Regions from separate parts of the Mus musculus genome. Here region 2 is linked to region 1. A link is a contact called in ENCODE POLR2A ChIA-PET data. All regions are on one chromosome and are shown on one strand. The core of a region is the stretch at or near the end of the contact, and the rest is flanking DNA. Distances in the headings are between cores, read along the strand shown.

Region 1 (3,533 bases), core at 895-3,394:
GAAATGGGTAAGCTGGTGACAGCACCTCTGGGGGAGGCTTCAGCCTCTGTGCTTTCTCTCCACTGTGGGGCGGTGGTGAGGGGCGTGGGTAGTGCTGCAGCAAGAGCGCTGAGTGGCCTGGCATGGAGGATGAGAGGTGGCAGAGAGAGGCAGGAAGAGGGAGTCCCGGAGACTCTGGAGGTGGCAGAAAGCAAGACAGGAAGGGCCCAGGCTGCTGGCACAGTGGCAGGCAAGCGGCAGTAGCGCCATTCCATACCTTCTCTCTCTGCTGCTCGTCCTCCATGGCAGGACTGAGGATGTGAGCCCTGTCTGTCTGCCTGGGCTGGACCTCTAAGCCTAACTGTGCTACCAATTGGATGAGCAGAAACTAGCAAGAGCGGCCACCTGCCTGGACTGGAAAGAGAAGACAAGACTCACAATTCAGGCGTGAAGGGTGGTGAGGCAGTAGCCACTGGCGTGGTAGCATCTAAGGCTGGAGCAGTGGTAGCTGTGGGGCTGCAGATGCCGCTCTGCCTCTCGCTAGCCTCCAGAAGAGGAGGAGTAAGGCAGGTAAGTGGGCTGGAAGTAGGTACTGAGGTAAGAGGAGACTGGGAGCTCTCTCCTGTCTTCTTTAGATGGGCCCAGTGCCAGGGAGGCAAGCCAAGAGAGGTATTAAAAAATCCACCTGTCAAAATCTTCATAGATCTTTTTGATGTGGGAAAACTTGGCTGGAGGGTGGAAACAGGCTGGCCGCTAACCTGTGGCCCTGAAATCAGCCCTGCTTGGGAATGGTGCAAGACAGGAGATGCCAGGGAAGGGCCACTAGTGGACAACCAACGATTGCCACACACCTGCCCAGCTGTTTCCCTTCCAGACCTCAGGGCCTTGGTGGCCACCCCTCTTTTGGTGGTTTGTTTGTTTTTTCTAAATGAGTTCTGGATCATCCAGGTTGGGATCAATAGTGGGGGAAATACACTTTTGTGCTTCTGCTGTGAGTAATAAGCCAAAAGACCCCATTTGGGCTCAGTTTATTAGCACAACCATGGGATTTGATTGTCTCCTTGTTTCAGTCTCCCTAGCATTAAAATGCTTATGCAGTAAGGTGGTCCCAGAGGGTGACGGAAGGCGGGACGACTTGGAGGAGGGTCTCAGGTGCTGCCAGGACTCTTAGTAGAATCTCAGTCTTAGCTGCCAACCCAGTGTCTGACAGGGCAGTCCAGTTCACAGCTGGATAGACAGCCTGAATCAGAGAGGACAGGAGCTCACCATTAGGATAGCTGCTTTAGATAAGGATGGTGAGGGGCAGCCTGCCACCTCCTGCCTCCTCCTGCCTGTTTGGGGGATTTTCAGTACTAGTCTCCACCTGAGGTTCTCTTAGCAATATGCAATGGGGAGGGTGGGCATCTGATGAACTCAAGGAGACTGGGTAGGCTTGGAGAAGTGGCTCTAGTCGGGCAGAAGCATAGCCTAGGGCTGAGCTCTCTAACCAGTAGCCCCGACAGGTGTCTGAGTCCGAATAACTGGGAGCATTAGGGAGGAGTGGAGTGGAAAGGTACAAAAGACTTGAACCTAGGTTTCTCAGTCTTCTTCTGGGATCGAACCCACCCCTTACCTGGTCTCCTTTATCCACCTTGCAGATCGCACCCTACCAGCCGGTCTGGGGTTTTCTTGACCGTTGCTGGAGGCCCGCCCGTCTTGTCCCGTCCATGGCCCTGCTGGGCGAACTCACCACGGTTCTGGCAGCAAAGGCTAACATCGTCCCAGTCTGTTTGCGGACACTTGGTCCGCTCCGCCCCTCGCGCTGGGTAAAGACTGCGCCACTGCTGGGGTGCTGGGGTCAGTGGGTTCGCGGCTCCGGTTCTAGGTTCAAGGTCGCCGAGTCACTGCCGCTAGCCAGTAGAGGCGGCCCCGCGGCCACCGGGCCCGGCGGGCTGCCGGTGGGGCAGGACTCACGGGGCGGAGCTTTGGTGGCTCGCAGTCCCCGGCCGCTCGCCCCGATCTCGGGGTGGGCCCAAGCCGGGGAGTGGCCGCAGAGGGCGGGGCTTGCGGAGACGGACCTCTAGCTCAGCTGTTAGCAGCCCGGCGCTGGGCTCCCGTCACGGGGTCACAACGGTAGGCGCTGTCCCGCTCGTGCTCTCCGCCTCCGAAAGCCACCTTAGCTGTCGAGGCGGTCACGTGCGTTCAAGTCTGACTGGTGTCCTTGAACGTCACTCTAGGAATGGCAGGAGAACACAACTGTTGACTGGGGACTGTCTCAGATTGCTTGGGTGGAGGCATGCACAAAGAAGATGACAGGTGGCCTTGCTCCGCAAGAATACTGCTGCCATACCTATTCCCTCCATCACCCCTCACCAAAACAAACAAACAAACAAACAAACAAGCAAACAGAACCCGACGCCCCGCACAAACATGGCTGCCAGCGCCGCAGTTGGCTTGCAGGCGGCAGCCGTTAGTGCGCATGCTCCTCGGCGCCCCGCACCAAGATGGCCGCTGCCTCGGTCGGCGCGGCCGCCGCGAGACGGCCGTTGGTGGGCATGCTCCCTGAGTGCCTCGCACCGGCATGGCTGCCGCCTTCGCGCGAGTGACTGTAATTCTCGGCTTCCGGTCCTAGCCAGTCAGCGCTCATTTCCCTGCTGGAAGCTTGGCGGAGCCGGGGAGAGCTGCGGGGTGAACATTGAGAGGGACCGGCGAGCATCCGCTCCGGCTCCTCACGGAGAAGATGGCCGAGGGCGAGCGGCAGCCGCCGCCAGGTAGGGCGGTTGGAGGGCCCGGGCGTGCGGGTGGGAAAGGGGTGTGGCTCGGGGGGTCTCCCGAGTCTGAGGAGCTCTGGGGACGGAGGAGGCAGGGCTGACGGCCTGGGCTGCAGGCGGGTGGCGGTGAGGGCGACCCGGCCAGGGCGGGCGGGCAGAGCGCGGTCAGGGGAAAGGCTCTGGACCTGGGGGCAGAGTTGCCTGGGGTCGGGGCGAGAGGGATCCAGGAGGCTGCGTTCTTTATGAGACTCCGCTCGGGTGGACCTGGGCCTCGCTCGGACGCCAGGCTCCTTCATGCATGTCCTGCCCACCCTGCATGTCTTCCCTCCCTCCGTCCCTCCTTCCGTCCTGCAGGCTTGGCTCTGGGGGTTTCAGTATCTGCAGAGTTAATTGAGAGAAACTGCCCACGGTGTCTAAACCACTAATTTTAAGAGGCTGTTTGTACAAAATGAGAGGGTTGGTGGCATCGTCGTCTGTAACTTTTATTTACACTGTGGCCTCGTTGTGGTCCATCTCAAGTAACTAGGGCAGAGACAGAGGCCAGATGCTCCAGTAGAGACCCCCTTTCCTGGAGGAGGAGAAAGCAGTTTGCTGACTCCGTGTAGTTAAGAAGGACTGGAAAATTCTTACAGAGTGGCTAGGTTGGCTAAACTCAGCTCGTACTTTGATAGTGTTTGATGTACCTTCCACCACACTTCCTTTTTTGTGGTCCCAAAGAAAGTCTCAGGAGGAAGAAAATTTGAAAATCAAAAGAAGCACCATTTTTGTGGCGCCCCCCCCCTAAATATATGAACACGTGGAATT
Region 2 (3,759 bases), core at 769-3,268, 58 kb after region 1:
AAAAAAAGTTGAAGTGTTTTCATTTCTGCCTTCTCATTTTGAGAACTTTGGAGGCCGCCCCCAGAGAGGAAATGTGACCGAAACGTCCCTTTTGGAGATAGAGTTTGCCTTTGTTTTTTTGCTCAGGGTTTCACAAGACCCGTTCCTCACCCCAGAAAGGCACTCAGGAGAGCGGAACGTCGGGCTTCCCGGCTCTTGACAACTGATTAGAATCGGCGTCCGGGGCCCCGCGCCCTCCTGCGTTGCGCCCCTGGCGCGCCCGGGCACCCAGCCTCGCCCCCGGCGGCCGGGCACCTCCTCCGGGCAGCAGCCCTGCCTCACGTGGCAGGCTCCTCGCTAAACACCACTGCAATCAGTACAATAAAAAGGGGGGGAAAAGAGTAAGAGAAACACAAAGCATACTTAAATAGGCGCTTTTTCTCTGCAAAAATAAAGTCCAAGATTTTTAGATTTTTTTTTTTTATTTTACAATTTATAAAACATCAGCCTCTGCTCGTCCCCAGCTCAGCCCCGAGTGGCCAGGACCCGCTCGCTCCCTATCGCCCCTTGGCCGAGTCTTTGTCTGGCCCCAGCCCCGCGGGGCCCAGGGTCCCCATGCCCTCGGGGGTCCCTAGAAGGCGACAATGGCTCGAGTCCAGGCGCCGAGGCTGGCGAGCGCCTGCTTGGCGCACAGCTGCCCGTTGAGCGGCGGCGGCTGCTCCGAGGAGTCCGGCTGTCGGCTCACCAGCCCCGAGAAGCCCGAGCCAAAGATGGAGATCAAGTTTGAGATGTTGGACGCGTCCGGGGACGAGTCCGGGCAGAAGTCCTCGAAGCGGGCGCGCTTACAGGGGGCGAATGGGGTACCCCCGGGGGGCTCGGCTCCCAGGTCGCCCGCGTCCTCTTCGTCGTCCTCTTCCTCCTGGCCAGGGTAATACTTGCGCTTGCAACCAGCGGCGGACGCCAGACCGGGTCCCGGAGCGCCCTGGCCACAGCAGGGGCAGTGGGCGGAGGCGCAGCAGTCCTGGTGCAAGTAGCCGTTTTCTACCGTGGTCACCACGTGAGTGTCCAGGTCCAGCACGGTGGTCTGGCTGCTGCAGTGCACGCCGAAGTCCGAGGGGGCCGGGTACGCGCCCCGGTAGAAGCCAGTGGATGAGGAAGGGGCTGTAGAGGCGGGCGGAGAGGAGGCAGCGACGGTCGAAGGGGCAGCCCCCGGAAGCACCGAGGGCGCAGAGCAAGCGGCCGGGACGCGAGGGTCCCGCGGGCAGAGCGCGGCGGGCGCGGGCGGCGGCAGCGGCGCGGGACCCGGCTGCAGCGGCTCCAAGTGCTGCCCGCGGTGGGGCGCGCCGTGCGGCGGCTGGAGCGCAGCGCACCCGGGCAGCTCCGAGAGCGCCCCCGCGCAGCCCGCGGGCGCCCCGGCCACCGCCACCGGCGCCGCCGCCGTGCAGCCCCTGGGCGCCGGGTGTTGGTGTTGGTGCAGCTGCTGCTGGAGGTGCAGCTGGTGAAGCTGGTGGAGCTGGTGCAGCTGGTGCCGGGCAACCGGCTCGCGCGCCTCCGCGTCCCCGCCGCCGCCAAGTTGGAGCGGGCCGAAGTCGGCCGCGCTGGCCGGCATTCCGGGCGCCGCGTAAGCGAGGTGCTGGTGCTGGTGGTGGGGCGGCTGCTGTTGCTGCTGCTGCTGCTGGCGCCGGTAGAGCTCGGCGTAACGCTCGCTCAGGTAGAGCTGGCGCGCGTTGCGGAGCACGTAGGACACCAGGAGGTTCTTGTGCAGCTTGATGCCGCCGCGCTGGGTCCGGGAGCTGTGGATCTTGCGCAGGGAGATGCTGATCAGGCTCTGGGCGTCCAGGGCGCACTCCATGCTCCCGCGGAGACGCGGGCGGCGGAGCAGCCGCCTCTGGTGCTGCGAATGCTGCTCCTTGCGTGTGTCTCCAGTTGGTCGCCCGGGCGAGCCAGGCACAGGGAACCGAGCCCGGGTCGGCGGGTCGGCGACACTCCGAGAGAAGTCGCCACCATGCGTTGCGCGCCACCCGCAGGCTCACGCTCCCCAGACGGCGCCAAAGCAATGAGCCTCCGCCGGCCCCGGCCCCAACTATTTAGCTGGGCAGCAGCGCCCCGCCCCACTGTAGATTAGCCAATAGAAGCGTGTAGAGCCTTCCGACTGACAGCCACTGCCCTCCCCGGGACCACTTGACTGGCCAATCAGACCAAGGCGGTTCCTTTGTGCTATTCAAATAACGAACGGACCCCGGGCCTCCAACGCCGCCGTTGCCTCGAATGTTCTCCTGGGGCCGCGGCACCTCGTGGGACTAGGAGCCTCCGAGGTAGTCTCTCTCAGCTTTGGGTCGCCTCTTGGGAGCCACGTCGAAATTCGTAGCTTTCCTGGACGTGGCTCCTGCGAGCTGGGGGTCGGCTCACCTGAGCGCAGCGGAGATGGCTCCGCCCCCTTCCGCATGGTTGGGCCTCACCTGCGGCAGGTGCGCGCGGTTCCCCCGCTTCGAGCCACGCGGCGCCTCCTCTTTTCCACCTGCCACGGCCGGGGGCAACCTGGGCGAGCTGAGCCTTCTTCCAAGAAAAGCTGAGTGGGGGGCGCACCTGAGAACTAGAGTGCTGTCTTGGAAGAGAGGGTTTGGGGCCTGATTACCTGATGTGTTAGCCCAGGGGCCTCTGGGAATGGTCACGGAAGGGCCTCTCTTTCTGTTTGACTCAAATCCCAGTGATTTTTGATCTCTAGTAGAGAAGCTTTGTGATCGTGAGACTGCCTGGGTGGGGGGTGGGGGTGGGGGTTTGGGCTATGAACCCGCCCCAAGCTTCCTCCTCTTTTGGGAGACCTCTTCTTTCCTGACTTAATATCAATGACAATAGAAGCCCTAAGTGCCTAGCTTGGATCTCTTACCAGAAAAGTCTGAATTTCTCCCTTTAAGGTTCTTGGAGGCCAAGCTTGAGACCGCTTGAGTGGAGCAACCTGTTAAGTTTTGGTCCTTACCCTGAGCCCCAGGAGTACCCAGGCCAAGGACTTCTCCACTTTTAGATTCTTATTCTGAGTTATCTACTGACCAATTGAGGACAGAGAGCAGAAAAGAGAGAAGATGCCTGAGAGTCCCCTTGTACTGAGAAGCTTAAAGAGAGTAAGAGGGCAAGGGTGGGTGTGGGGGGCCCAAGATGCCAGCCGCAAGCCTCATCCACCGCGTTTAAGGTTCCTTTTAGTACTTAGGTCAGAAAATTGGCCCAGGCAGAGTCCAGGGCTGGGCCCTTGAGTGGGACTGGGGGATGGGGGGGGGGGAGTGGGGCTCTTCTGAAACCCTCTGTCTTTGGACCCTCTCAGCAACTCTGCCCCTTGGCCAATGTCTCAAGAAAACCACTCACCAATTGTTTCTGTAAGTGGTGGCAAGTGTCAAAAGCGGGGGACAGTTTGCTCAGGTTTTCAGATGAGGAGGCGTAGTCACTAGCTCCAAAGAGGCTTTGTCTAAGACCACAGGCTCTGGGCACAGTGCTCTGCTCCGTCCGCACCATCTGGGGACATGTAACTGTTAGAACAGCTCTTCTCACCCTGTGTCAGCAAGGCCAGGATTACGTTGTGGGGCTGAGGCTGGAACCTCAGAACAAGCACACGTGGTGGCATTGGGGATGTAACCTCATGCATCCTGGGGGTATAAAGCCGTATCTCTGCCCACCTGAATATCTCAGAAGCTTACAGGTTCAGGAAGGGAGCGGGATGCTCCTACAGCCAGGAGGACTGAGCTGGAACTGGGGGAGTCTGCGGCTCACAATGGATGCTGTCTTTTCCCA

Evidence for each region. ChIA-PET counts read pairs that join two places held with the same protein, here RNA polymerase II (POLR2A).
Region 2: POLR2A ChIA-PET joins it to region 1 with 18 read pairs in Patski. The contact joins the promoter of Ier5l here to the promoter of Crat in region 1. POLR2A ChIA-PET finds 5 or more read pairs at or near these places in 4 of 5 experiments (Patski and embryonic stem cell).

The regions. Positions count from the first base shown.
Region 1 is chr2:30,413,604-30,417,136 of GRCm38, forward strand. Crat (carnitine acetyltransferase) reads right to left here and starts at 2,145. Exons shown (of 14, transcript NM_007760.3): 1 at 1,709-2,145. The coding sequence starts at 1,735. Ptpa (protein phosphatase 2 protein activator) reads left to right here and starts at 2,447. Exons shown (of 10, transcript NM_138748.5): 1 at 2,447-2,729. The coding sequence starts at 2,699.
Region 2 is chr2:30,472,181-30,475,939 of GRCm38, forward strand. It overlaps Ier5l (immediate early response 5-like), which reads right to left and starts at 2,019. Exons shown (of 1, transcript NM_030244.3): 1 at 451-2,019. The coding sequence starts at 1,831. The coding sequence ends at 611. It overlaps Gm31291 (a long non-coding RNA gene), which reads left to right and starts at 2,128. Exons shown (of 7, transcript XR_003954013.1): 1 at 2,128-2,294; 2 at 2,895-3,098.